Linked DNA regions of Homo sapiens: region 2 is linked to region 1. Evidence: read pairs that join two places in POLR2A ChIA-PET (ENCODE). Cell type or tissue: PC-9. All regions are shown on one strand. Each heading gives the region's core, and the rest is flanking DNA. Links, peaks and the distances in the headings are about the cores only.

Region 1 (14,878 bases), core at 4,591-12,590:
CATCTCCTGACCTCGTGATCCGCCTGCCTCTGCCTCCCAAAGTGCTGGGATTACAGGCGTGAGCCACCGTGTCCAGCCCAATCTGTGTCCTTGAATAAATGTATCACCCTGGTGGGAGCTAACTGAATGCACTTGGGACCCCTGCCACATGCCCATGTGGCTCCCCGGAATTCCCTTCACGGCAGGTGCCACAGGCGTAATTATACCATTATTGTGGTGCTCATTGGTGAACATCTGAGAGCTCCTAGCGGACGGGTCTATGTTCCCTGGTTCACTGCTGCATTCCCAGGGCCTGGCTTAGCGCCAGGCTGATGTGGGAGAATCACTGGAAGCCAGGAGGCACAGGTTGCAGTGAGCCGAGATCATGCCACTGCACTCTAGCCTGGGCAACAGAGTGAGACTCCGTCTCAAAAATAAACAAATAAATAAAAACAAAAACAAAAGAGGTGACACTAACTACTCATAAGTCATAAGGTTGTTTCAAGGATTCTTTGCAGCCTTTTATGCCACTCTGGCTGAGTGTTGCCATTTTTTATTGGGCCCCCAAAGTGGGAGTCTTTGTCCTTAGATTCTGACATCCCTCCAAGCATGACACCCCATTTACATGATGCCTTCTTTTAGTTCCCCAGTGTCCCCTTTTCTCCAGCAACCGGAGGTGTACAATGTTGCCCCCAAAAGATCCTTTCCAGTAGACCATCATCAGCACCCCTGACTCCCCCTCACTCTGGTCTTGCTGAAGCTCTCTCCTGGGAAAGGTGGATTCTCCGATCAACTCTACAGGGAGTTTAAAAGGGCAAGCTCTGTGGTGACCACCTCCGGGCTTATTTCCTTGGGATGAACTTCAGGAAGTGAATTGTTGGCCAAAGAATCTGTCTTTTACATACTGCTTGCAATAGCTCTTTATATTTAAGGACGCTGGTTCTGTATCTGGAATACATATGGCAGGTATTTTTCTGCTTTGTGAAGTGACATTTCATTTTGCTCAGGAGATTTATGGAATTTATCACATGCAGTCAGAGATACTGGTAATTTAGTTTACAATCCCCGACTTCAATGTTGTTTTTAGAAAGGGCCGTTCAAACACCCAAATTATATAAATATTTAGCTAAATTTCTTCTACTACTTGTAAGGTCTCATTTTTAACACTTTATCTCTTTAATCCATCTGGAATTTATTTTGATATTTGGAGTAAGGTAAAAAGCTTAATTTTTTCCAGATAGGTAAGTAGGTTTCCTGGTACATTTAATAATCTTTCCTTTCCTTGTTTATACGAAGCGCCAAAGTTATCTTATATTAAATAATGATATGCACTTGTGCCTGTTTCTGGATTTTTGAATGATCTTTCTAAATCTGCTCTGTCTCTTTTTACATTAACAGAAACCTGTTTTAACTATGTAGCAAAATACACATTAATATGTAATAATAAAAATACACTCATCATCATTTTCAGGTATTGTTATTAATTTTTCTTAGTTATTCCTCCCAAATTATTCCTCAAGTTTAAATTTGTAATCACTTTTTAAAGTTAAAGAAAATATTGGGGTTGTGATGGAGATTGCATTAACACTTTACGTTCCATTTGAGGATAATTTACATGGATGTACTATATCTTCTCACTCAGCAACATGATCTGCCTTTCCATTTTATTGCCTTTTTTTTTTTTTAATCTTAATAAAGTTCTTGGCCAGGCACAGTGGCTCACGTCTGTAATCTCAGCACTTTGGGAGGCCAAGGTGGGCAGATCACCTGAGGTCAGGAGTTCGAGACCAGCCTGACCAACATGGTGAAACCCTGTCTCTACTAAAAATACAACAATTGCCCGGGCACAGTGGTGGATGCCTGTAATCCCAGCTACTCAGGAGGCTGAGGCAGGAGAATCACTTGAACCTGGGAGGTGGAGGTTGCAGTGAGCCGAGATCGCGCCGCTGCACTCCAGCCTGGGTGACAAAGTGAGACTCAGTCTCATAAAATAACATAAAATAAAGTTTTTAAGGCTTTTTTCTAAATAAATACCTTCTATATTCCTCTTAAAATAAGTTTAATTTGTAGACAGTTCACATTTTTAAAGCTATTGTGAACATTTTGCAGTTCTGTTTAACATTTTCAACATATTTCTTTTTCATAACTCTCTGCTGCTAGATGCCTCATTACAAGAGCTAATTGTCCTAAAATATTTTAGGCAATGTTCGACTCATTTGTTAGTATCTGTGAATAGCTCTGAATTTCCTTATCCCTGAGGACAATTTTCTGTCACTTCACCAATATTTACTCCTCTGTCTTCACCCTGTTGCTTCTTGACAACAGTAAATAGGAGTGGTCAGCATGAGCCTCCTCTTCTTAACTTTGATAGAATTGGCTCTAACTGACACCATCAAGTATGATGTTGGCTGTTGGTTTGAAATATTCTTTATCATATTAAAGAAGTATCCAGTTTTGGCTTTCTGAAAGTTTTCATTCTGAAAGGATGTTGACTTTTACCAAATGCCTACAGTCTATCTGCTAAGACCCTTAATGGGGGCATCCTGTGTTCATCTGCTTTGATCAGAGACACAGATTGATTTGCTGCCATTAATCAGCCTTAAGTTCTAGAATAAACCCTACTTAAGCGTGAGTTTATGCATTGATATTCAAAGTTTAGATTTACTTATAGATTCTTTTCTTTTTTGCTCCTTCTGCCAGTAAAATTACCTGATGTGACTTTCCTATTTCTACATGTTTTTAAATTATTCATTATTATTATTCCCTAAAAGCTTAAAAGAACTTGCGCATAAAAAAAGTGGTTTATAGAACTTTTTGAAGCAATTTATTTGACATCTTTTCTCAATTTCTTCCATGGTATTGGTCTGTTCTAATTTTCTATATTTCTTTCTTCTCAATTCAATTGCATTTCAATTTCCCATTTTATTACCACAGAGTTATACATAATTCTTTTTCATAATATAATTTTCAAAATGTGAAGGCTTATTTCTGCCTCTGTGTTCATAGACATCTCAGTCTGTTCAGGTTGCTGTAACAAATCACCATAGAATGAGTGGCTTATAGACAACAGGAATTTATTTCTCACAGTGCTAGAGGCTGGGAAGTCCAAGATCGAGGTGCTGACAGATCCTGTACCTGGCGAGGGCCCTCTTTCTAGTTTGCAGATGGCCATCTTCTTGTTGTATCCTCAAAGGCAGAAAGAGAGATAAAGAGCTCTCTGGGTTCTCTTGGTAAGGGCACTAATTCCATCATGAGGGCTCCTCTCTAATCACCTCCTAAAGGCCCCACCTTCTAAGACTATCACCTGGGAGGCTAGGATTTCAACAGGTGAATCCTGGGGGATGCAAACCTTCAGACCAAAGCAATAGAGGACATGGCTAACATGAAGAAGAATGAGGGAAGAAGGTAAGACATCTCTCCAGGCCTCAGTGAGATGCAACCCTGTGGTGCTGAGAAACCTAAGGAGCCAGAGGGTTCTAGTAGCTCAGCCCTGTGTCTCGATTGCTCACAATGAAGATGGGGAGGTGTATGCTGTGAAAGCCACACACAGCTTGGTGTAGCCAGGTTGGCCCAGGGTATGCTGCAGTAACAAGCACAATTTCTCACTCACGCTCCATGTCTTATCTGGATTACAGACAGGCTGTGCTCATCAAAGTCCCCCAGGGTCCCAGGCAGACGAGGCTCCTACAGTTATCATTGGCCATGGACAGGATGTAAAGAATAGTGGCCTGACACTCACAGCTTCTGCCCAGAAGCAACACACACCACATCCTCACCTCCATTGCCAAAGCAGGCCTGTGGCCATAGTTAACTCACAGAGGGTGAGGCACAAACCTGCTCTGCACTGGAAGTGAGAGCAACAGCACCAATGACTACCACTGGCTCTGAAAAAATCAGCTTCACCTACTCCCTCACGTTGCCGGAGCAATGTCCACCAGCTTAGACTTCTGCGGTTCACAATTTAACCCCCAAAGTGAGTGATGTAGTATGTTAAGGTTTCTGGAAGAGAAAAGGAGAAATATTTTGGGGGGAGTTGGGGTGGATGTTGCCTTTTCGTGCTCATCAAATCATTCACCAGAAGTGACTGCTGACTTTGCTGGGATGTGGCCATATAAGAAAGGACGCCATGACCTTGGGTAAGCATGAGAACCATGAGCTAATTAAAGAGCATTTCCAACTGTCAACTGGTGGTGTCATTATAGGAATTATTCATTGCAGTTAAGGACATCTAGAGCTTTCCCAAGATGGGGTAGTACAATGGTGAATTACATGTGTCAACTCGGCCAGGCCGTAGTACCCAGTTGTTTGGTCAATACCAGTCTAAATGTTGCTGTGAAGGCATCTGTTAGACGTGATTAAGATTTGAATCAGTAGACTGAGGAAAGCAGATGACCCTCCATGATGTGGGTGGGCATTATCCAATCAGCTGAAGGACTTAGGAGGAAAGGCTGAGGTTTCTGGAAGGAATTCAGTCTGACCGCTGCAACATCAATCTCCTAACTGAATTGCCAGCCTGCCTGCCTGACAAACTTCAGACTTGCAGGGCCCCACAACTGTGTGAGCCAATTCCTTAAAATAAAATTTCTTTCTCAATGGATAGATAGATTAGACACAGAGAGAGAGAGAGAGAGAGAGCAAGCAATCCTATCCGTTCTGCTTCTCCAGAACACCCTGACTAATGTAGGAGGCCCCACAAGAGGCAATTATTTCTTGTTTGCAAGGCCACTCAATAGAGATGCTGCAGAAGAAGTGTTTGGGCATTTCTGGGGTAAAATTTGGTAAATATTAAATACTCTGTCCTCAGAAGAAACCCATACACCCATCCATTGTATGTGCACACACTTTTGCTTATGATATTAGTGAGTTCAGTCTCCCGGAAGCTTATTCCCACCCTTTCTGACTAACATGGAACTGTGATCCTCTCAACCCTGCAAAGTTATTTTGTGTCACTGAACCATCAAAGAACCTTCCTTTTCATAGTTCTCCCCAATCTCCCATGACTTTGTTGCCTCATGCACCACACACAGAAGAGATGGGTGTGACCATGAGCGTGGGGAGGTTGAACAGTGCTGGCGTTGGACACAGGGCAGGAGCAGTGAGGGGCAGGCCCACCTGCAGGGGGCCCTGCAGTCAGCCACACACGGCGCCACTCCTGTTGCGGTCATGTCACCCATGCCACCATTGCTGCTGTGTGCCTGTGTGGCTGCCCAGGTCTGTAAGACAAGTAAAAATGATCACCAGGACAAAAGAATGGCTTAAAATATTTCCACTTAAGAGAAAACAAAAATAAATGTCAGGACCAATCCTACCCATGGACGAGGCCTTCAGACACAGAGGCCACCAAAAGCTAGCTCCTCTCCCCAGCACTTGGCTCAGATAGGCCCTGCCCAAAGGGAGCGCATGGGCACTGAGGAAGGTCCGGTGACCCCCAGCGCGCGCACACACACACACACACACACACACACACACACACACACACACAACCTGTGGCTGTGTGTGGCTGGGCAGTGGACACTAAACTTAGGTTGCCTTCTCTTTGAATAAATACAGTGTTTGTGCTTCCACAAGAGTTAGTTCAAAGCGTCCTCAAAGAATCATCCTAATATTATAATGCTCATGAAATCCAAAATGACAGACCCACTTTTTTTTGTTCATATTCAGACAAAGAACAGAAAGGTGAAGTGACTTTCTCAGAATTAGAAGAGAGTACTGAGAATAGAACTGTGGTCTCCTTGCTCTAAGTGTAGAATTAAATCAGTCTCCGAACCTGACGTATAACTGGCCCTTGTGTGGACTTTTTGATCCCCTCTAATTCTCTAATGTGTGTCTCAGAATATTTTGGATCTGGCTTTATTTTCTTAAAGCAGTAAAGGACCTCCTTATGTTTCCATTCACTTTATTTTAACAGCATTTTTTTTTCTTTTAATGATTTTTTTCCCCCGGAGCTGTTTCTACGTGGAGGAAGTGCGGTATAGCATCTAGAGGAAGCCATATGTCTGTGGTCCATTTTCTTTGACTGGAGAGACTGAGTGGTCTCAAATAAAAAAACACTGCTTGCCAATTGTCAGGCAGGCAGGTCAGGTGATGAGGAATTGGGGTGAGGGGCTGTGGTCTCCGTGGCCCCTAATCCCTCTCTCTCCCACAACCCCTCCCACCCATAAGGGTGTAACTCTCTCACTGGCTTACATGGAGCCTGCATCTCTCCAACATAACACTTCTCACAGTTGCAATAAAACAGTTGTGTGTGTAATTAATGGTTTAATACTTGTCTCATGAAAACATGACCTATGCAGGCTGGCATCATGGGCAAAGAATCTGTGCAGCCGCACAGGGTCCCTGAAGGGACCCTCACTGGATTTAATGCTCTGCTGTTGCTGTCTTGAATTTTTTTTTTTTTTTTTTTTTTTTTGAGGTGGAGTGTCGCTCTGTCACCCAGGCTGGAGTGCAGTGGCGCTATCTTGGCTCACTGCAATCTCCACCTCCCAGGTTCAAGTGATTCTCCTGCCTCAGCCTTCTGAGTAGCTGAGATTACAGGCATCTGCCACCACACCTGGCTGATTTTTGTATTTTTAGTAGAGATAGGGTTTCACCATATTGACCAGGCTGGTCTCAAACTCCTGACCTCAGGTGATGCACCTGCCTCAGCCTTCCAAAGTGCTGGGATTACAGGCATGAGCCACCATGAAATTCTTGAAATAAGCCTGTCTTTAAATTCTTAGCAATTTTTTAAGGGCCCTGCAAATCAAGCAGCCGGCCCTGGACCTAAGTCCGTCTTGTCTTTGTTGTGTCCCGGGCTCAGCACCGTGTGGACAGCAAACACACAGTGATTGTTAAAAGTTGTTACTGAATAAACTCATGAAGATGAGCAAGGACAAACTTGGTTATTTCAGTTAAGGCCGATTCTGGAAGAGGGGAAGATGAGCAACGCTTCCAGAGTTCTCAGGAGGCTGACTCTGACATGGGGGTTTGTGTATGAGAATCCTCAGGGAGTCCTCAAGCATTGGCCAAGGTACAGGTTGGGTGATGCAGTCACACAAAGAGTGCCTGGGCCCCCATGCAGGCTGGCAGGGCCCTCGGGGTGGCTGGGGCTCAGTGACCAGAGGCAGGTTGGCAGGAAGGAGGTGTGCTTCCCAGCAAGGCGGCCCTCCAGCCTGGTGCAGTGGTTCTCAGCCGGGGTGATTCTGCTTCCTGGGGACATTTGGCAATGTCTGTGGGCATTTTGGGTTGTCATGACTTGGGGAGGGCTTCCAGTGGGTAGAGGCCTGAGAGGCTGCTGAGCACCCTCCAATGCACAGCTGGCCCTCCACAACAAAGGACCACCAGCCCTGAATGTCATCAGCCAAGGGCAAGCCTTGCATGGCTGGGCCTTACTTCTTCCCAGACATCTGAAGGCAGCATTTCCATGAGCCTGGTGGGCTTGATTTCCTGGGGGGAAATGTGTAAAAGGACAAACCACAGCCCCAGCCACTGCAAAGGGTGGGAAAGCAACAACAGGTGTTCCCCATTCCAGGATTCCCCATGCTCACCGGGCACCTTTGCTGGCCTTGGTGGCTCACCTAGTGGCACCGTCTCTCGATGCCAGCCCTGAGAGGGGCTGTAGAGCCCTGTAGAGCAGCTGGAGTTCATTTCTGGCTCACACTCATGCACTGTGTGATCATATCTCAGCATTGCTCCTCCTTCTTGAGCTGGCCAGGAAGGACCCCTCCCCATAAGGGTCTAGAGGTGCTTGAGGGAGAGGCACTGCTGCCACCCAGTGGGCGGCCTGGGGTCTGGGCACCTGCCCAAGTGGCTCCCCCATGCCTCCAGCCTTGCACACTCTCATGTTATGATGGATGACTTGGCTGGGCCCATCCAACCTTACAACCTGGGGGGATCTGAGAGAACTTAGCTATGATGGGCAGTTCTGGCTTTAGGGTCACTTGGTGACACAACTTTGGCACTCTACCAGGGTCTCCTAGCTTACTGGGAGTTGTTTTCCATGACGTGTATAATTCTCCTCTTCGGGTGGCACGGCCCTGGTCTAAAGCCCTTGGGACTATGTTGGAATTCTCCTACTGGGGCTTGTCATATATTCTATGTAGCATCTTTCCCCACAGATACCCCCATACCACAGAGTCTGCAAGGTTGTATGGCTAAGTGACACTTCCTTGTTCCACATCTTGATCTCACTCCACTCAAAGCTGACATCCCTTTGCTTTTCTTGGTATAATGGATTAAACTGTCCGCTCCATGCAAAAGAGGTATCCAAGTCCTAACCTCTAGTACCTGTGAATGTGACCCTAAAATAGTCTTTACAGATGTCATTAAATTATGAATCTTGAGATGAGATCATTCTGGATGTAGGGTGGGTCCTAATATAATGACAAATGCCTTTATAAGAAAAAGGAAAGGGAGACCTGAAACATATAGAAATACACAAGGAAAAGGTCACATGAAGATGGGAAAGGGAGATCTGAAACATACAGAAATACACAAGGGAAAGGTCACATGAAGATGGGGGCAGAGATTGGAGTGCTGCTTCTACAAACCAAGAAATGCCAGGAGCCTCTAGAAGCTGAACGGAAGGATCCTTCCCTAGAGCATTTGGAGAGACCATGGCCTTGCCAACACCTTGATTTTAGACTTCTGGCCTCCACAACCATGGGAGAGCAGGTGTCTGTTGCTTTAAGCCCCCCGTTTGTGGTGATTGGTTACAGCAGTCCTAGGAAATACCATAATACTATATGGCTAGGTATGAAGGATGTTGTCTCCATGGCTTCTCAGGTGCTATGCCTCCTTCATGGCGGGAGGTGTAAGAAGCAGTAATGTGTCTTTAACTTTGGAGGGATGTCCTGGCATTCCCAGACTGCTGGATCTTATAACTTTTATTGATGTGGTGGCCTCTAAATTATCATGGAATTTATCTCCCACCTCATAGAGTGCATGGGTCTTACTATAGCATCCAACATACTTGCCATATCTTGCCTATCTGCTCTAATTAGCAAGCAGTCATCAGCACAGTGGGCCAGTGTGAGTTTCTGCAGGTGTCCAATGTCCAGGCCTCCCCAGGCTATATGATCATAGAGGATAGAAGAGACATCATGGCTCTGTGGCAGAACCGTACGTGTGCAATCTTGTCTGATCCAAAGGAATGTGTATTGTTTCTAATCCTTTAGGCATAGAAAAGAGGATCAATGGCTGTATTGTTAATCTGCTTCTGCAAGATGCCACATCTGGCACTGCAGCTGCACTTGGGGAGTGCCTTGGCAGAGTTTGCAGTTGTTCACTGCTGTCTTCCAAGACCTGTCTTGTTCTTCTGGGGAGTGACTGGTGGGTGACATGGAGATTTGATAGAGGACTATTAATTCCAAGTCCTTTAGGTTTTGAAGGGTGGCACTCATCTCTGCCATCCTCCCAAATGCAATACTGTTTCTGACTTGCTCCTTTCACTGGGGATGGGCAGTTTCTGAGGGTTCAGCTTGGCTTTTCCTGCCCTGATAGCCGATCCACAGGCCCATGAACCAACATGAGAGTTGTGCCAGTTATGAAATATGTCCATGCCAATTATACACCCAGGGACAGCGAAGATGACTACGGGGTGGGTCTGTGGGTCCTGTGGACTCCTGTAGCCCAGACCTGTGCCAGGACTCCACTTATTAACTGGCCTCTACATGCCCTGCTCCATCAAGGTAGCAGTGGGGACATAATGACATTCGGGATCCCTGGGTATTAACATCAATTTGGGTCTTCTGTACAATCATCCTCAAAATAGTTGGGCATTCCCATTTCCCCAGTGTTCAGTTGTCTGAGTGAACAGCCATAGCTCCCTTTACAGAAGGACAGGAAATGATTATACACACTTGTCATGGTGCTGTAGGTTTTCATCCCATTGGCCTGGCCCTACTTCAGTCAATGAGTGCAAGACTAGAAAGCAGGCAAGGGGATCTTGACACTCTCTTTTTTTCTGAGATGGAGACTCACCCTGTCTCCCAGGCTGGAGTGCAATGGTGTGATCTCGGCTCACCACAACCTCTGCCTCCTGGGTTCAAGCGATTCTCCTGCCTCAGCCTCCTGAGTAGCTGGAATTACAGGCACCCACCACCATGCCCGGCTAACTTTTGTATTTTTAGTAGAGACAGGGTTTCACCATTTTGGCTAGGCTGGTCTCGAACTCCTGACCTCAAGTGATCTGCCTGCCTTGGCCTCCCAAAGTGCTAGGATTACAGGCGTGAGTCACTGTGCCTGGGCTTTTTTTTTTTTTTTTTTTTTTTTTTTTTGAATCAGGGTCTCACTCTGTTCACTCTGTTGCCCAGGCTGGAGAGCAGTGTTGCAATCATGGCTCACTGCAGCCTCAAACTCCTGGGCTCAAGCAATCCTCCCACTTCAGCCTCCCAAATAGCTGGAACTACAGGTGTGTGCCACCTCACTGGGCTAATTTTTAACATTTTTTGTAGAGATTGGGTTTTAGTATGTTGCCCAGGCTGGTCTTGAACCCCTGACCTCAAGCAATCCTCCTGCCTCAGCCTTCCAAAGTGCTGGCATTACAGGCATGAGCCACTGTGCCCAGCCAGATCTTGACTTTTTATGGGGATGGCTGTCCTCAGCCTCTTGCTTATCCACCCTTGATGTCTGTTGTTCTGATTTGAGCAATCAGTGCTCTTGCTGGCTGCTCAGCCTTCTTGCCTCAGGGATCTAGCCTCTGTTACCACAGTAGCTGTCTACAGGGCAGGCCTCTGGCTGCCTCCAGTCTTGCCACTCCCTAGGATAACTGATGCTGAAGCCCTCTCACCTGACCTCTGCTGTTCCAGCGGCCTCCTCACCAGTGTCATCAGGGAACCTGGTTCTGTGACAGCCCTGCCGGGGTTATCCCTGGCCTGATAGGAGGGCTGCCACCGAGCTTCTCCGGGAGGCTGGTGCCCTCACTGTGGCATTCCTCAATGCTATCCTAAACAGAGACTCCTCAAGTCCCTCCTGCAGAACGTGGTCATCGGGTGGGTTTTCTGGCCTTGCCTAATGTGGCTAGTCTAGCAGGCCCATTTCCTGAGGCTGTGATCCTTTCTTCTACCATGAGCTGTGGAAGTTTGGGTCTTTCCACCTCACTTGACGTGGACCATCACTGGTGTGCAGCACCATCTCCAGGGTCAAGTCTTGAATCAGGAAGCATTCCTGTGTATCCATACAGTCCTCCTCAGCCAACTTTGGCTCCAGCCTTCTCAGCATCCAGTCCCATCTATACTCTCCCAATCCCTGCCAGCTCACACTGGCTGGGTCCTGCAGCTGTCCTCAGAATAGGCCCTAACCTGCTCCCCAAGACCAGCACACCTCCAGCCAGATTAGGCTGTGACTTAACCCCAGTGAGTGGTCCAGGTGCAGAGAGGGACTCAGGACAGATCCAGAGCAGGCCTGCACTGTCTCATGAGGAGAGGCCTCTGCACCGACTGCACAAGGGGAAGGTGCACACCTCAAACAGGGGGAAGTGGGTTGCTTCTGGCAGCCAGAGGGTTCAAAGGAACCTGGAGATTCAAAACTTCCAAGTGCCTCTTCCCAAATGTCCCCATCCTAGGACTTAGAGTCCCACTCCTCCCCAGGCGGGTCCCTGACCCTGGCTTAGCAGCCCGGCCTAGGTTGAGAGTTCAGCTTTCTCTGGTGTTTCTGATGTTGAGTCCTGAGCCTGGCTCTCACCTCTGTCGCCCTTTGGCTGCAGCACATGGAAGTGTCTCCTATTTTACCAAGGCGGCCTTTGGCTCTCAGGCCCAGCCATTCACAGCTGTGTGATCTTCCACGGCCTTTCGTCTTGTTTTCTGAAGAACCTGCCACCTCTAGCAATAGTCTTTCCATTCCACTGCCCTTATAATTTTTTAGTTCCTCCATATTCCTCCAACACTTGATACAGTGAGCCCTTTGGTACCTTCTTTCCATCACTGTGACATCCCTGCCTCCTCCAGTCTGAGTTTCACCACTGCCACTCTGCTCCAGAGCCAACCTACAACTAGTGATGGGGCTCCCACTGCCAGTGGCAGGGGTGCAGCACTGGGACCCCACTTGGTATTGCTTCCCCAGACAATCCTGAGACTAACAGCTGCTGATCAGGTGCCCAGGACGTGGGCCTTCATAAAAGAAGCTCTCAGAAACTCCTTAGAGAGTGCTGCTGGGCAGACCACCTATGAAGGAAGGAAGGGAGCAGGGCTGGGTGGAAGATGAAGCTCTCAGCTCACCCCACAGGCAGCCCACAGGAAAGCTGGGGTGTTCTGTGGAGTTGCCCCAAATTGGGATAAGGGGACCAAGCCTGAACACTCCATAACAACTAGTCATTTGGACACAAGCTGTCCCTAGGAAAATGGCAGGAAGCTTGAGTGAGGTAGCTGTCTTCAGCCAAGAGCAATTCCTGGAGAGGGTTGACAGCTGAGCTCTGTCAGTCAGCAGCAACAGCCGTAGTAATACAATAATATCCATTATATAATATATAATGTAATAGTATGTTATATAATAATTATATATTATTTGATATATAATGTAATTGCATGTTATATAATAATCATGTGATATATATCATAATTTGTATATGCATAATATATGAAAATATATCATGTACATAACATTATATATTATATCATTATATTCTACTTCATTTGTGAAAATTGGTATAAGCAGCAATAGTACATGCTATGTAATATTAGGTATTGCTATGTAATAACTTCATATATTATATTTTAAATTATATTATATATCGTGATGTGTTATGTCCTGTTGACTTTTATTAATAGATATTTAATTATTGAGAGCCAGATTGCTCCAAGACCTTAGGATCAAGAATGCACTTGCGTTGAAAGCAGAATGACCAGCAACAGCATCTCACCTTGGCAGAGTCAAAAGGAGCATCAGAAATTTTTCCCCCAATTTCCATTAACTGGGGCTTGATTCTGGCAGGAAAATGTCTTGTTCCTCTACTTTATGCAAAGCGTGTGCCAGGCAGTCAACGAGCATGCACTTTTGCACATTTTTCAGACACCCTTGTTGGCTCCAGCCTTGGTAGCACATGGCTGGGCTATGGCAATAAAAGTCTGGCAAGTTAGCAACCCGTGCTCTCCTCAGACCCAGGGAAAAGCATAGCTTTATGGTCACCAGCAATGGTCTGGAGACTGTAGTTTTAAAACATTGTACAGTCAATTCTCCACATGCATAGGAGTAGAACAAATCATCTGAAAGGCTTTGATATTTGGCTCCACAGGCATTGTGCATGGGGAGTAAAAGGGATTGATTTTTGTTTTGAGTTGTTTTAATTTTTGTCTTTTGCAGGTTTACCTTCTCAATTATATTTTGATTAGATAAATTGTAAAACTGGGCTTCATTCCCTCGGTGCTTTCTGGCTGAAAGATGGAGAGAGTGGCCAGAAGTTAGCCCAGAATTAAAGTTAGATAAAGCACAGATTACAGTCCTGCTGATAACCAAGACTTTGCTATTGACTTTCTGAGCTTAGTTCTCTGGCACAAGAGAAAGACTGTTTTCTTTTAAGCTCACAGATGTGCCTAGGTCTCAAGCCTATCTAATATAAATCTTGCAGGTTTGCCAAACAGTAAGACTTTGGAAAGTTTTACCAAGAAAGCCAGGCTTACATGCAGCAACAGCACCATTGTCCCTCCAGTGTAGACTACAATTTACATGCAGAAGAATGAAGCCAGACCCCTATCTCTCACATTATACAAAAACCAGCTCAAAATGGATCAAAGATCTAAATGTAAGATCTGAAACTAAAACTACTGGAAGAAAACATAAGAGAAATTCTTCAGGACGTTGGTTTGGGAAAAGATTTTATGAATAAGGCCTCAAAAGCACAGGCAATCAAAGCAAAAATAAACAACTGAGATTACATCAAACTGAAAAGCTTCTGTACAGCAAAGGAAACACTCAACAGAGTGGAAAGACAACCCACAGATGATACAAACTATTCATCTGACAGGGAATTAATATGCAAAATATGTAAGGAAGTGAAACATTTCAACAGCAAAAAACAAACAGTCCCATCAAAAATGGAGAGAGGTCTGAACAGACATTTCTCAAAAGACAACATGCAAACGTCCAATAAATATATGAAAAAATGCCTGGGATCATGGTGGACGGGAGGCAGGATTAGATTGCATCTCCGGAGAGAGCAGCATGCAGAGTCTCGCACTGTGAATCTGAGCTTTAGATCCACTGCAAGAACAAACCAGCAAAACTAAGAGGATCCACAGACCCTCTGAAGGAAGTGGATTCCTCCTGCAGGACCCAGGAGACACCCCAAATACTGTGAATGCCCCAACTGCAGAAGTGGGAAAGGGAAACCCCCCTCTTCCAAACACTCCCCCCTCTCCCCCACTGGAGAAGCTGAAGATCTGTTTGTGGGAGAAGTTTCTGACTTTACCTGGAGCTGAGTCAAGTTAGAGAGCCCAGCAAAACACAGGGGTAGAGAAAGCAGCAGAAAGGCCCTGGGAGCTCTTTGGGTCCCCTAGCAGCCCATTCCTGCCTGGCACCACAGGGATCCAGCAGGAAGGTGGCCTGAGGGGCAGGGGGTAACACTCTACAAGGAGAAGGAATTCTCTAGCTGAACTTTGTAACAATTTGAAGAGAACAAGAAGCCTCCTGGCCAGAATTCAGGGGAGGGCGCGAATCAGGCATGCAGACTTCACAGTGGGGGTGGGGGGATGGGGCATAAATGAAAGCCCTTCTCTCTCACAGCTGGGAGGCAGGTAGCCTCAGGCAAGTTTTCAAGCCCGTCTCACCCTCCACCTAAAAACAGACTCAGGGCTGTTGGGGAGCACGGTGGGAGTGAGACTGGCTTTTTGGTTTGCGTGGGAGCTGGATGAAACCTGTGACTGCCAGCTTTCCCCCACCTCCCTGACAACCTGCATGACTCAACAGAGGCAGCCTTAATCCTTCTAGG
Region 2 (14,878 bases), core at 2,668-10,667, 950 kb after region 1:
GAGATCCTGAGGAGAGAGGATATGATAAGCCATTGCCCAAATTACAGAGCCCCAGGCCTATTCCATCTAATCAGGAGAAAGAGCTTTAGGCGAGGATGTCCTCACTCTCTCAAGAGATATATTTTGAGTCCTCACTATAGGCAAATAGGTATGGGCTCTGAACAGGGTGGCTAATGAACAAGACCGAGTTCCTTTACCGTCGAGAAGCCCCTGCAGGTACAGAGCACCCGAGCATCAGGGATGTGGGAACTGTGCTGGTCCCTGAGATGAGAACAGCTGTGGTTCAAGGGAAGACCAGACCGCTAGCATCGTTGTACTCTGAGAGGAGGTGGCATTCGGCTGGCACTGGAGGGATCAGTACAGTGTCGGTAGGTCCGGATGCTGAGAAGGACATTCCAGGAGGAAGGAAGGGCTTGTCCTTCCCCCACTCCGGCCTGAGAATGTGTCCGAGATTCCTCAGGACTCAGCCCAGATGACTCCTTCTCTCCAGAGCATTCCGTTCCACACAAGAGTGAGGACTCACACCCTTTCCTACTTTCCTTCCACTGTGCCCAGGAACTAAGTCAGTGTCTTGTCACACTACATGGCAGTTACTGGCATATGTGTCTGTGTCCCCTTGACCTTGTTCATTAGCCACCCTGTTCAGAGTCTAGTACCTATTTGCCTGTAGTGAGTACTCAAAATATATCTCTTGAGAGAGTGACCATATCCTCTGGTATAGCTGAAGGTATTAATTCTTATTTCAGTATCCCAGGTATCAGCTTCCAGACCCTTCAGCCTGCTGGGGACACTCTTTTTTTAGGATTTGGGGGTGGGGAGAAGCTGCTTAAATTCCTGTTCCCATCCAGCAGGAAACCCCATGTCTCCCCAGTAGCTCTGAGAATCACCTGGCTCCAGTGAAACTCCGAATGCCCTGCAGCCTCCATTTCCTACGTTCCACAGCAAATAAGATGTTCTATAACTGCAGGTGTTCAGCGGAGGGGTTATGTCTTGGTTAAGAAACCACTTTAAAGCCACATCGTGGACAGGCCTGTTCTCGAAGCTTCCTGGTCATTGTTTCTTGCAGAACACTGGTTCCTCTGGGAGGGGATGGAGTTCTTCTCCCTCTGCACCTGCCCAGCTGCCCTGAGCAGCCCTTGTCACCTTTATGCAAAGCAGTCCAGCCCTTTCCGCCATCCTTCCTCCCTAGCCAGGGCAAGGAAGGGGCAAGAGGCCTGGCTACCACCCGTGCCCACAGGAGCCATCAAGGTGGTCTTTTTGTAAGAGACTGAGTGAGCCCAGTAGGCCCCCTCTGACCTGGCTTTTGAACTAACCTCCCCACCCCACCCCCCACCACATGGGGTGCCCAGGACCCAGGCATTCAATGAATTCCTCTTCAGGGAGTTTTCTAAATGTGCAGAAGTGGGGAGTCTTCAGCCTATGCCTGATTCCTGGTTAATCTGACTTTTCCTGAATGCAGGATATAGGTGGAAAAAAATGGGAAATAAACCTGGAAAAGGAGGTTGGGATCATATTGAAAGATACTGGGCTGGGCATAGTGGCTCATGACTGTAATTTCAGCACTTTGGGAGGCCAAAGTGGGTGGATTGCTTGAGCCCAGGAGTTTGAGACCAGCCCGGGCAACATGGCAAAAATCCATCTCTAAAAAAAACATAACACAATTTAGCTACGTGCCGTGGCATGAACCTGTAGTCCCGGCTGCTTGGGAGGCTGCAGTGAGCCATGATCGTGCCACTGCACTCCAGCCTAGGTGACAGAGCCAGACCCTGTCTCAAAACACAGTGGTCAGATATTGGAGGTCAGGGTGAGAGTTTGGCTTTTATTTGGCAAGTAATGGAGGGTCCTGACTAAGGGACTGTCACAGAAAAGCCCTAGGTGGAATGAGCACGGACCCCAGAGCAGGGGAGGGCTGGTCTGTGAAGCGGGAGGATGCTGTCATCCTCCAAGGACACGGGAACTGAGGGCTTGGGCCACAGCAGTGATGCAGAAGAGGTGCAAGGAAAGCCTGGGTGCCAGAGGTACTGGAAGTGGCAAAATAGAGAAGAAGGAGCTAAAGGTGGCTAAGATTTTAAATCTCAAGGATGGGAGTGAGTGAGAGGAATGGTAACAGTGCAACAGGAAAAGAACAATTGCATTTAGTTGGGGGGAGATACATTGACTTCAGTTTTAAACATCCCTTGAGGCATTCTGCAAATACCGATCGAGTGCCTCTGCGTGCCAGGCACAGTGCCAGGTCCTGAAGACAGAGGTCCATATAGTGCACTCAGCACTGATGTTCTAGGGAGGCAGACGACAGGGTAGTGGGTGGATTGGCAAAATAACCACAGATTGTTAACAAGTCCTCAGAGAAATGAGAGGGACACTGTGCTAGAGAGAAGCGAAGTTGCATGTGGAGACTTCTCACAGGAGATGCTTGCTGTAGACAGGGTGACGCTGCGGTGGCCATGGGCACTGGCTGCAGTTGTCAGGCTGGAAAGAAGAATGCAGCCCTGGAATCCAGGAGAAAGGCAAAGGCTGAAGATAGAGTGATGTCCTCACATAGAGGCCATAGTTGAAGTTGTCTGCAGAAAGGGGCCCGCCCCAGGAGAGCCTGCAGAAAGCAGAGACACTAAAGCCAAGGTTGGACCCGGAGAGTGGGAGGAAAAGAGCAAGTGAGGCAAGGCAAGGACAGCACAGGGAACACCAGGCGAGGGCTCCGGACCTCCAGGAGGACAGGGTGAGCGTCCCCGGGCACTCGAGCATGCCGTGCACATGCCATCATGGGGGTAGAAGGCGCCATTTGCACAGTGATTGAAAAGTGCCTTCTGCCATCAAGACAGCATCCGTGGGATATTTTAGCGCTGATGGGTGCAGGAAGCTATGCTAGGCACAGCACGGGTGACTGAAAATGGGCACCATAGATTCTCTGCCCATGGGGGGCTTGCATTCAGTTTGGGGAAGGAAGTGTGCTGGATGACAGGGTATAAGAATCAAGCAGGCTGGGCGCGGTGGCTCATGCCTGTAATCCCAGCACTTTGGGAGGCCGAGGTGGGTGAATTACGAGGTCAGGAGTTCGAGACCAGCCTGACCAGCATGGTGAAACGCCGTCTCTACTAAAAATACAAAAATTAGCTGGGCGTGGTGGCACATGCCTGTAATCCCAGCTACTCATGAGGCTGAGGCAAGAGAATCGCTTGAACCTGGGAGGTGGAGGTTGCAGTGAGCCAGGATCACGCCACTGCACTCCAGGCTGGGCGACAAAGCAAGACTCCGTCTCGTTTAAAAAAAAAAAAAAAAAAAGGACCAGAGTCTGAATCTCATCCTGATACACCCCACTTCCTAACCTCGTGACTCTGGGCAAGTTACTCACTAAGCCTCAGCTTCCTCATCTGCAGAATGTAGGTGCTGGCCAGGCCCTGAGAGCCAAAGCTGTCAGAGCTTGCAGTGGGTGCAAGGCTCACAGTACAGGTGCAAGAAACGGCAGTGGGGGTGGCCGTGAACCCTGGCTCTGTGGTCACCAGAAAACCTCACAGTCCCTCCTCTTCGCCATAAATCAGGGACCTTGGGATCTCCTTCCTGGGCGGGCAGCAGGGATTAGAGCAGCTCCCTGTGGGACGGTACCTGGCTCCTCCCGACAGGAGATGCTGAGAAATGTTGGCTGACTTAGAGCACAAATTTGGTCTTCTAAAGTGGAGAGAATTTCAGCTGGGGAACTTGGGAAGGGAGGAAAAAGTGCAAGGTGGTGAGAAAGGCAGGAGCAAAGTGCAGGCAGCAGCAAAGTTTTGAGCCTGTGGGGAGTGCAGCCTAGCGGCTCATATGCAGCCTATTTATGGCAATGGTGAGACGCCAACAGGAAGGCAGGAAGGCTCTGGCTGTGTTGAGGGCAGGTTTGGATGCCCAGCAGAGGGCTTCCAGGTGGCAATCTGCAGTCCACCTGACAGGCCCTAGTCACAGCTGCAGTGCCATCCGCTATCGTTCACACGTTCGCTCGGGTGGAATCAGGGGTCTCCCCTGGCGGTGGAGGGCCCTCCCCGCGTGGGTCCCTGGAGGAAGAGTGGATCCTCATACTGGTGGCTGCAGGCTACTAGTATCTGCAGGCTGAGGTGCCGTGCTGACCTACCTCAGACCGGGGGTTCCTTGCCAGAAGAGCAGGCCGAGGACACGGGGCAATGTCAGTCACAGCGCTGGGCCCTGGGGCTCAGAGGGGAGGTGTCTGGGGACAACGGGGGCTGGGTAAGGGCCGTCCGCCCTGGGAGCCTTGTCAGCTGAGGAGTCAGGCTTGGCCTCTAGAGAGGGCCCACCTGCAGGGTGCTTTGCTCCTTTGTTTCCTCTCAGGGTTTTTAAAAGGACTTTTTTTTTAGAGGGGAGGGGAGCTGGGAAGAGACTTTCAACTTTTTTTAATTTTTAAACAATTTTATTGAGGTATAATTCACACATCATACAGTTCACCCACTTAAAGTATATGATCAATGGGTTTTAGTCTGCTCAGTGTGCAGCCATCACCACAATCAACTCTAGGGCATTTTCATCACCGGAGGCAAAAACTCCATAACCATTAGCAGTCCCCAGTGTCCCCCCCACCGTGGCCCAGGTGGTCACCTCTCCACCCCTGTCTCTATGCATCTGCTGATTCTGAACTTCCGCTGTCCCCACCTAGCTATAGGTGTGTATCCTTTGACCAGCATCCCCACAACTGCCTAAGGCCCTGGTAACCACATCCTACTCTACTAAAAGGACTCTCGAAGGCTCTCCTTGCCTCATTTATGCCATGGGAGCCGAGGAAGGCATGAGCACCTTGACAGCCACCTGGAGATGAGCACAGTTGCAGCAACAGAGCCTCGGGGGCTCAGCTGCCCCGTGGGCAGTCAGGGTTCGTTTTCAGGAAGGCGTAAGGAAATTGCATTTCCTTACAATGCCTGTGTGTCCTGCCAAATGGGCTGGGTCTCAGGGACACCAAGCTGAGTGAGATGCTGTCCCTGCCCCCCACACTTGTCTGGTCTGGTGAATCAATCCTCAGACACCTTCTATGAGGGCACCCTTGGAGATTCCGGCACATCTCACCTGGCTGAGGACCTCACCAAGCTCCACTTTTCACAAACTCCACAGGATGTGTTGAGAATCACCAGTTTCTCTGGGGAGACTCAGGGGAAGAGACTCAGGATAAGAAAATAAAAGGAAGTATGGACCGGCTCTGCAGGATGCCCCCCTCGTCAGCAGATCCCTCATGATGTGGTTGTGTTAACTCTGCTAAGACCAGGGCTGTTTAAAAGCCCCCAAAGATTCTCTGTGAAGAGCTATTTTAAAATAGGGGAAAAAACTCAGTGAGGAAGGGGACTCCATAAGGAGTAAAGGGAAGGGGCTTCGTGGGGCCCGGCTTTAGGAGCAGAGATCCGAGGCCCATCCTGATCTTCCTGTTGGACTTGGAGAGACAGACCGTCCAGGCCCAGCTTGCCTGTCGCCCACATGGGACCAGCACAGCTGCCCACCTGTGCTATTCACAAAGACACAAGAAGCCATCATGAAGCAGGCTTTATAAAGTCAAAATATTACTCCACGTCTGTTATGCATAAGGACTCAGGACGATGGTCACCATGGAACCCCGTTCTCCAACCTAGAGGACAAAGACCAGGTTGACCTTCACCTTAGGGGGAAGGTGGAGATTTTGAAGGAGAAATTTATTTTCTCCCTGACAAAACCAAAATTTTCAGACAAATCTGAGCAACAGTTATAGAACCTTTGGGGTAGGTTTAAAGACGGAAACTGGCCGGGTGTGGTGGCTCACGCCTGTAATCCCAGCATTTTGGGAGGCCGAGGTGGGCCGATCATTTGAGGTCAGGAGTTTGAGACTAGCCTGACCAACATGGTGAAACCCTGTCTCTACTAAAGACACAAAAATATTAGCCGGGCGTGGTGGCACATTCCTGTAGTCCCAGCTGCTTGGGAACCTGAGGCAGGAGAATCTCTTGAACCTGGGAGGTGGAGGTTGCAGTGAGCCGAGATCACACCACTGCACTCCAGCCTGGGCGATAGAGTGAGACTCTATTTTTTTCTTAAAAAAAAAAAAAAAAAAAAAAAAAGATGGAAACTGCCCAGATTTCAAGAGAATTGAGGCTTGCTGCGCTCCCCTTAGTTTCTGAAGAGCAGGGTTCCAAGTGAGCGAGGACAGGATGAAAAGGAGAGTGCTACGCAGGGCGATCTTTCTGAGCCAGGGGCCAGTAGGAAAGGACAGGGGCATCCTGAAGGAGCAGGTGAAACGAGGGCCTTCTTCGGGGTTCTGAGAACTTCCTAGTGTGCTTCCACTGTTTGGGACAAAAGAAGTGTGCCGAGTTGTTGGGGTATTTCCGCTTCACCTTTCATGAAGGTAAGTCAGAGAGATGCGTGGGGGAGCCCCAGGGCAGACCCCAAATATCCAACAGGAGGCTGACCAATATTTAAAAACCTGACTTTCAATTAATTAAATCCTGAAGAAGGAAAGGGAGAGAGAAGAGGGATAGAAAAGAGAGAGAGAGAGAGAGAGAGAGAGAGAAATCATCCGAGAGACGCGAGCTGTACGCGCCTGACTGCTGGAGGTAATGCCTTGAGCAGCAGAATGGAGCGCTCCTGTCTGGGCTGCTCAGGGCCTCTCCACGGGACCTTCTGTGCCTGCTCCATGCTCCGCCCTTCCCCAGTGCTAAGCACTGAGTCACCTGATAAAGATCGCAGTGGCCCTTCAGGTTCTGCCACAGGCTGGGGTCAGGCAGGCACTTGCCAGGTGCACGGCACCCTGACCTTCCACAAGGTATTTCCCTCCTTTGACAGGAAGAAGATAAAGCTTTTTTCCTGTCCATTCTGAGACGCAGGCTGTGCTGCTCCATGGCACTTTCTGAGTGCCACCAGCTGGCAGGGCATATTTCTCTCCATTTATCTTCACTAACGTGACAGTGACATAGATTGTCCCTGAGGAACACAAGACTAGCCCCTGAATTACATCCTTCAGGACCTCCAGGGTGCACAGGAATGGATGAGGACCTCACTGAGCCCCAGAAGCCCCTGAATGACAGCATGTCTCAGGATGTCCCAAAATGAGTCCAGTCCAATCTCCAGCATGTGAGTAGCCACCAGTTTCCCCAAGGGAACTCCTAAGACCATCTGCAGGCAAAGGGTCTAATGAGCACCCAGAGGAAGAAATATATACAGGGATCTTTCCTGAGGAAGCCAGAAATAATTCTCACAGCTGTGGAGCCAACGCCACCTGTAACAGCTTCCCTGACCCCAGCCCCATGGGGTCACTCTGGACTTCAGGGTTTCTAACCAGCCGGCCCTTCAGGGCCCTAGCCCAGCCTGCTCCCTCCACCTCAAGCTTTACCCAGGGCAGCCCCCACTGTCAATCATAACTCTGCCTAAACAGTACCGTGTTGGCATTCGTGACCCCCCCCATTACCCAATTTTCTTTTTATCAGAGGCCTTGTAACCACCTGATTGTTTCCTTGATTGCCTGTTTACTGACAGTGCCCCCACAGTAGAACATGAGCTCCCCGTGTGTCTGGTTGGCTGCTGTGTCGGCAGCCCTGGGCCTGCGCTGTGGGGATGCAAGGGCACATTCCATGTGCTCTGGAACCACACCTGAGACAGCCTGCCCTGCTGTTTATAAGAAATGTATTCTCTCCAAAACGGGCACCTAGAAGGCACAGCCACATCCAGCATGTTCCACGGGCATGGGATAGCCTCAGAGAGCCGCTCAGCAGAGAGGTCAGGGAGGTTCAAGGCTGGGGAGTGGCCAACACTTAAAGAGGGACCTGAGGCAGGAGGAGAGCGAGCATACGTGGAAGGCCTTACCCCGTGACAGGTGCATAACACACCTGCAGGTGTGGCATGCCTGAGGATGAGGACACCAAGCCACCTCAAACGTGGTGAATCTAGTGTCAACCTAAGTCTCTGTGACCCTAAATCCCATGTGCTTCTCCACGGGCACAGTTTCAGTGAAGAAGAGGAAGCATATTCCAGGCTGTCGGGAACCAACTGCATGAGGAGGGCAGCAGATTGCTAGAACTGAAGAGTGATGTGGGGGAGCCTTGGGCAACAGTGCTGCCGAGCTGGTGCCATGGACTGGTACATCCTTCTGGGGTCTAACTGCATCCCCTGGGCCCCAGTAGAGCCGTCACTGACTGTGCAGTGGCAGGAGCTGCTGTCTGTCGGGCACTTACCCAACATCAGGCACTGATTTTATCTCTGATCTTTAGCATTGGTCGATATCATTCAACAGGCTTATACATCATGGAACCTAGGCCCAGTGAGGTTCAGGGCATCCAGGAAGTAAGTGGCAGAACTGGAATTCAGCTTGGATCTGTGTTTTCATTTTGTTTTGTTTTGTTTTGAGACAAGGTCTGGCTCTATCACCCAGGCTGGAGTGCAGTGGTATGATCTTGGCTCACTGCAGCCTCTGTCTCCCGGACTCAAGCCATCCTCCTACCTCAGCTTCCCAAGTAGCTGAGCCTACAGGCATGCACCACCACACCCGGCTGGTTTTTGTAGAGATGGGCTTTCACCATATTGCCCAGGCTAATCTCGAACTTGTGAGCTCAAGCAATCCACCTGCCTTGGCCTCCCAGGTGCTGGGATTACAGGCATGAGCCACCGTGCCCGGCCTCAGCTTGGATCTGACTCCAAAGCTCATGCTCAGCTGGCGATGACTGCTTTGCACCTGGGGGGTCCACATTCAGCAAACGAGAGAGTTCCACTTGGCCCCCAGCCGTACTAAACGGGGCAGTTCTGGGAGGTTCTCTAACACCACTGGGTCCTTGAACAGCTGTCTGCATCTGGACTGTTAGCCTTGCACTTCGTCTCCCTACCTTCTGCTCGTTCCTCACAACCCAGCTCAGGGAATATCTTCTCTGGGAAGTATTTCCCAAGAGCCCTCACTTCACTGGCCTGTGAGCGCCTCCTGCGTCCCACTGTGAAGGTAGCTTAATCCTTCCACTTCCCCCAGTGGGAAAATGCTAGGCACGTCACCCAGTATCTGTTTCTGCAAGTGCCTCAGTGGCATCCTTAACATGGTGCGTTGTGGAGGCCACCACACAGCCCTCTCTCCTCCGCTCCTGCTCCTCTTCAAGCCTGAGCCCTCTCCCCGTATCCACAGGCACCCACCTCCTTATCTGCTAGCCTGCCCTTGTTGCCTGCCGCAGACACAGGTACCTGTCGGAGATCACCATCTATGTCAGTCTCCATCACTGACCTTGAGCTTCTGGGCTGACTGCATGTATGAACGAATGTTGGCCAGGATGGAATAAGAAGATTTCAAGGTGTCTCTTTCTTTCTGCACTCTCACTATCCAGACTCATGAGCTAAGTAGTTGTAGATAAAGTCTTTATGTACCTCCAGACTCACTCTACTCATGCAGGTCCCATTGACCTGAAAACATGGTCTCCCTCAGTCTCCACACCCTAAGGAATATTTGTGTTTCTGTTAGTAGTCATGGTGGTAGCATTAATAAGACCCAGAGAGTTCTTTCTAATTCTGTGACTTGGGTTCCTTTCATAGAAAAGAGTGCTCTGAAGGGAACAGATACCAAGCAAAGGTCCCTTGGTAGTATCCCAAACCCCAGAGTTCCCATGTCAGGTGGCTCTGAGTGTTCCTTGCCATCCTCAAAGGCAATACTTCCTTGAATAATGCCCCCCAGAGCCCAGTCCTGCCTGAGGAAGTCTGGGAGTCTCACGGCCTCATAGTGTCGGGGGTTGGGGGGGTGGGGCATAGAATGAATCCATGGGCACACAGCCAGTGGCCTGTGTTTAAGCTGCTCATAAGTATAAAGTTCAGGATCATGGCCATCCTGCTGGCACTCGAGGAGCTGATCAGTGTTTTCGAGAAAGCTACGTTAATTAACCAAATCAAAGATGCTTTTTCTTCAGCCAGGGTTCCCTCTGTGAAACCATTCATCTCCAGCTGGAGAAAAGCAGTGGAATTTTTGTTTTGCTCTAAACCCAGGGCGGCATCAGGCTTTTTTAGTGTGGGGCTTTGACATGAAGAGACCATGCTCATTTCTGCCTGGTGTCTCTCATGCCCCCCACCTTTGTTTCTAACTCTTAGGTTCCATTCCTGTCTCTGCTCTAATCTAATCTGGACCCCTGTAGCGCAGAAGCACATTCTCTCTCTTCTGTCCGTGTTGTTGGCAAATGCTTTCTTTACACACCTCAGCCTCTACCTGGTGGTGAACGCATGGCTTTGCATTTATTGTTACCAAGTGTCAGCACACATAACTAAAGAGAGAAGACCCTCAGGGGAGGTGGTCTAGGTTAATGGGCTAGTAACCTAGTCTTTGGAGTCAGATAAGCCTGGGTTTGAATCCAGGATCCACCTCGAGTGGCACACGGCAAGTTACCCACTTACCAGCACCGCCGTTTCCTTGCCTACCTCGTAGGACTGTTAGAAGGCTGAAGGACAGGGGGCATGTTGCTGCTGGTCTAAGGGCCCTCGGGGAACCCTTGTCTAAACTGGTAAAAAACCCATTCTGAACAGCCAGTGCAGGGACTGACTGGCCCACTGCAGAGGGAACTCCCCTTGGGAGCCTTCTGCATGGAGGCCTCTGTCCCCACAACAGTCTGCAGTAGGTCAGGCATTTGGTTATGATCTGTGCTGGTGCGGAACGTGCTTCCCCTTGTGCCATTATTTATGTGTGATGCAAGTGCTTCAGTGACCTGCTCCACCCAGGGCAATAAGGTGCCACAAGTGTCCGCTTTATAGCCACGAGAGAGCATAAGCACCCAGAGAGCCTGACTTGGCACAGGTGACAGCTCCCCGGAAGTCCAGCCGTGCCTTCACGGGGGAGAGTTTGAAGCAGTAGTTTCCTCGGGGCCTTGTTCAGCACACCAGAACTGAGTCAGACCTCTGCCCTCCAGGCCACCTGCCTCCTCACAAGTGCTGTCTGCGGGGCCGGCCGGGAAGCACATGCCCAGCTGCGGGGCTCCTGGGCCTGGAGAGATGCCTGGAAAGGCCTTACTGGGCAGAGGTGCAGGGAGACCAGGGCCAAGGGAGGCCTCTCCACCCTTTGCCACCTGACAATCTGCTGAGTCACCCAGCTCCCCCAGACACCTGGCTTGACTCAGACTCAGTGCAGACAACGAGCCAGATGGAGCCCAGCTGGGACACCTTCAGTCCTACCACTCTGCTGCCACAGCTGCCTGGAGCCATGCCTGGCGCTGGGCTAGGAGGCACAGTGCGGGGTCCCCAAGGCAAGAAGCAGTCTCAAGGTGTTATGCGAGCACCAGCAGGCCTGGCAGAATGGCAAGCAGTAGCTTGGAGAGGGGCCGTTAGAGTTCTTCCGGTCCCAGCGATCCCCCGTGTGCAGGTGAGGCAAGCCCAGGTTCAGAGCTTGTGCTACAGGGCCAGGCCTAGGCCTCACCTCTCCTCCCTGCTGCCTTCCACGCCATTCCCATTCCTGCACAGAACCTTGGGCAGGTGAGGCATGGGCAGACCTTCCGGGGCCCACTGGTACGGGTAAGAATCAAACTTGCAAGGACATAACCGTAGCGTGGTAAGGGCTGCCTGTGTGGCAGCCAGTGCCCCCAATCCTAGGCTCATGGTGTCAGGCTAGGCCCTGAGCTCTCCATCCTGGGGGCTCATCCCTCCATGGGAGCCCGTTCCTCCATGGGGGCCGCATCAGCACCAACCTTCCAGGCACCTTCAGGACGGCCAGAGAGGTGTTGGTGGCTGTGTTCTCACATGAGTCTCTTGATCATCTTGTGAGTGATCTTCATGCTGCACGCTTCCTTGTATAACAGTTAAATGAAGTGAAAGTAACTTTGAATTGAGTCCAAGGGTTGATTTTTGCCCAACTTCAGCCTCAGGCTAGCCCTTTGTCAGCCCTGGCTCAATCTTTATATTGTCTGTCTTCTCCAAACTCAGGAATCCCAAGACCTTCAGAGTGGGCATTACTTTGCAAAGATGGGCCTACTTTCTACGCCAACAGGCTTTTTAGAATTGATGTGGCCAGATTTCTAGAACTATCCCACACTCTAGGCCACCCTTGTCCCTCTTTCCTGTGTTTATTTGGAGAGCATGTTGTGCACATCAAAGAAGAGGTTCCTGCTGGTGGTTTCATCAAATTACTGAGCAAGAGAAGCACCGAAGAGATGCAGACATTCCTGGAACAGATTCCTCGTGGCACGCGGATCTCATCCCTTTATTTCTATTTCCGCTGACATTCTGGGAATGTCTCTTTTCTGTCGTCTCCTAGTCCTCTTTGTGATGAGGAGGGCTGCCACGGTGGCAGGTTACTCTGGAAATGCGACGTAGGAAAAGTGCCTTGTGAGGAAAGGGCTCTAACCAAACAGTAGTGTCCTAAAGATAGCCCCAGCTGAGAGCAGAGAAGAGCAGCTCCCAGACGCAGTGCTGGAGGTGCCGAGGCTGGGCCCTGCTTGCCTGGAGTGGCTGTGGGTTATGTACAAGGCTGTAATCAGTAATTTCTCACATTTGGATAGAGCTGTCTTTTCCAAAGCGCCTTCACATCCACCGCAGTATCATTTTAGGCAAGTTGGCAGAGTATGAACCAGGCTCTCGTTTGCATCTGCAGACTTGAGGGCCACACCCCCCGGTGGGCTTTGCACAGCACAGACCCTCAGCCTTGTCAGTGAGGCTGGCCCCGACGGCAAACAAAGCACCTGCCAAGGGTCGCCGCACAGTGTCGCCCTCGGAGTCCCCACCAAAGCTCCCATCAAAGTCAGCCTGATTATTTTCCACTGCATTTTCCTGAAAGGATGTTATGATTTTCTAGATGTTTGGTGGCCGGCGATAAATCAGGCTTTTATGATGTCATGTGAAAGGCCCCCTCTCGGACTTCCTCCTGCTGCAGCCGGAGGATGAAAGTGGGCCATGTTGGTTGCGCAGTGGACACAGCTTGCCTTAACCCTTTCCTCGCCTGTCCCGTGGACCAGGGTCACGGAAGAAGACAAGCTGTTTCCCCTCAGCCTGCCTTTCACAGGAGCATAGCCAGGACATGTGAAACGGAGCCCCTTTCCCAGAGCTAAGCAGACTTGCTCAGCAGAGAGGCTTTGGCCTCAAATCAGGATCAAAACAAGAAGGCGTGCTCCATGGAATGATATGAGAGATCACAGGTGATTCTCTAGAAGTAATCTTTTGGAAGAGTCCCTGTTCTCTAATCTTGAAATCGTGAAAAAGGAGATGACACGTAATGCTGGCAGGGCTGTGGTGAGAGGCACACGCAGACTCCACTAGGAGAACTTCGCTTCTGGCATTGTTGATTCGTAGAATGTCTTTGAAAGCAATAAAAACGTTCTCATTCAGATGAAAATCCTAGGAGTTCTCTGTCAGTCCTCTTTCCCCCACCACCGCCTCCAACCCCAGGGAGGCCTTTTCTGCTCTTTCTCCAAGATCATCTCAAGTTCACCCACGCCTTTCCGTCGCTATGTCCCCTCCCCACCCCTCGTGTCCAGGCCACCATCGTCTCTCACCACATCTGTGACTGGAGTCTCTTAGCTGGTCTCTCCCCTGCTCTTGCCCCTCTTTCTAACCCACAGGCAGCATCTGCAGGCATCTTTGAACTCATGCATCGCAGCATATGCCCCCAGCACTTAAAACCCCACTGTGGCTCTAAGCAAAGCCCAGACTCCATATTGGATGTGCTGGGCCGGTAAAGGATGGAGTTCAAAGTGAGCGGGTTCTCACTGTAAACGAGTGGACTTTTACATAGTGCACATGGACACAGAGAGACACACCCAGAGAGAGACAGAGAAAAACACATACACACAAGAGTATGGTAAAAATGTTTTCAAAACACAGACAGGTTTCAGTGCTGTGCCTCATCCTCTTGAGAGCTACTGGGAAAGGAGAAGGCCTTTAACCAGCAAGGGGAGCTCAGGGTCACAGCTTCACTTCAGGCAGGAGGAAATGAAGGGTGGAGCGGCATCTCAGTAGCCTTCAGAGGCTGAGCGTGTCCTCATTTGGCCAGAAGAGGGACAGCCCTATCACAGCACACCCTAGCAGGTGCTGGAATAGGATGGCCAGGTTACTGCCTCTGGTGATCCCTAGTCTCCATGTCTTTCAGGGCCAGCTGGGTGCAGTCCCGCTGCAGTGGCCAGCACCTGAGTCGCCAGGTGCTTTTAGGTTAGGTGGACCAAGCACATCAAAGAGTGGCAGATTTTCCAGGGGAAGAGGGATTATGTATTAGAGTTGGGCCATGCAGGGCAAGAACGACTCGTCCACCTTTTTAAAAAGACACACAGCTAAATGACAGTTTATAGTCAGTTCCATACTTTCAAAAATTGGCACCAGAAAGTCAGAATTGTAAGCTCCATCAGGTTGAGGTAGCCAGCTTTCCAACCTCCAGCCACAGCCTGCAGGCGGTAGATACTCCAAGGCAGTCACTGTGACCAGACAGCAGAGCCTTGTGACCACGTGGCTTTGCTGGGAAAGGCCTGGGCTCCATGGCAGAAACCACCCGGGAGGCCAACAGTGCCTGCCTCTGTGTCCCTCCCAGCCTCGTGGTCATGGGCTCCTCTCCCCGTCACTCCCCATGCCCAGTCACAGCAGCCTTCTCTCCGGGGTTCCCTTAAGGCCTTTTTACCTGCAGTGTCCCCAAGAGACCCTCACACCCCAGATCTTTCTGTGACCGGCCCGTGCACATTGTGCAGATCTCTGATCCAGTGACCTCTGTGGAAGGCCTTCCCCGCCCAGCCAGTACAGAGTGCCCTCCCGCCCTCCAACAAGCCAGCCCCCTCTGCAGTCGCTCCCTCGCACTCCCATCAGCCGAAACTCAGGTCTCCGCCAACTCTTGTGCTGCCAGACCCTAGAACATGGGCTTCATGACAGCCACGGCCTTCTCTTGTCCACGTTTGCTTCTCCAAGGCTTAAAGCAGTAAATATGTGGCAACAAGCAAGCAAGAGACTGTGAAATGTTTGCAGAAATTGA

Evidence for each region. Peaks named below come from ENCODE experiments on the same cell type or tissue, not always from the same donor. Only the 100,000 strongest peaks of a DNase experiment are listed, where the experiment ranks them.
Region 2: POLR2A ChIA-PET joins it to region 1 with 5 read pairs; 2 of 35 experiments call an interaction of 5 or more read pairs at or near these places.

Annotation. Positions count from the first base shown.
Region 1 is chr6:2,589,298-2,604,175 of GRCh38, reverse strand. No RefSeq gene overlaps it. Among named protein-coding and RNA genes, the nearest start is that of LINC02521, 38 kb to the left of the region's middle. In PC-9, for the core only: no CTCF peak of the experiment used is centred there; no DNase peak of the experiment used is centred there.
Region 2 is chr6:1,633,332-1,648,209 of GRCh38, reverse strand. All of the region lies in intron 9 of GMDS (GDP-mannose 4,6-dehydratase), which reads left to right. Among named protein-coding and RNA genes, the nearest start is that of FOXC1, 31 kb to the right of the region's middle. RefSeq lists enhancers at 3,366-4,313, 11,103-11,634, 13,986-14,486. In PC-9, for the core only: no CTCF peak of the experiment used is centred there; a DNase peak (open chromatin) is centred at 6,659; H3K4me3 peaks cover 304 bases; H3K27ac peaks cover 1,253 bases.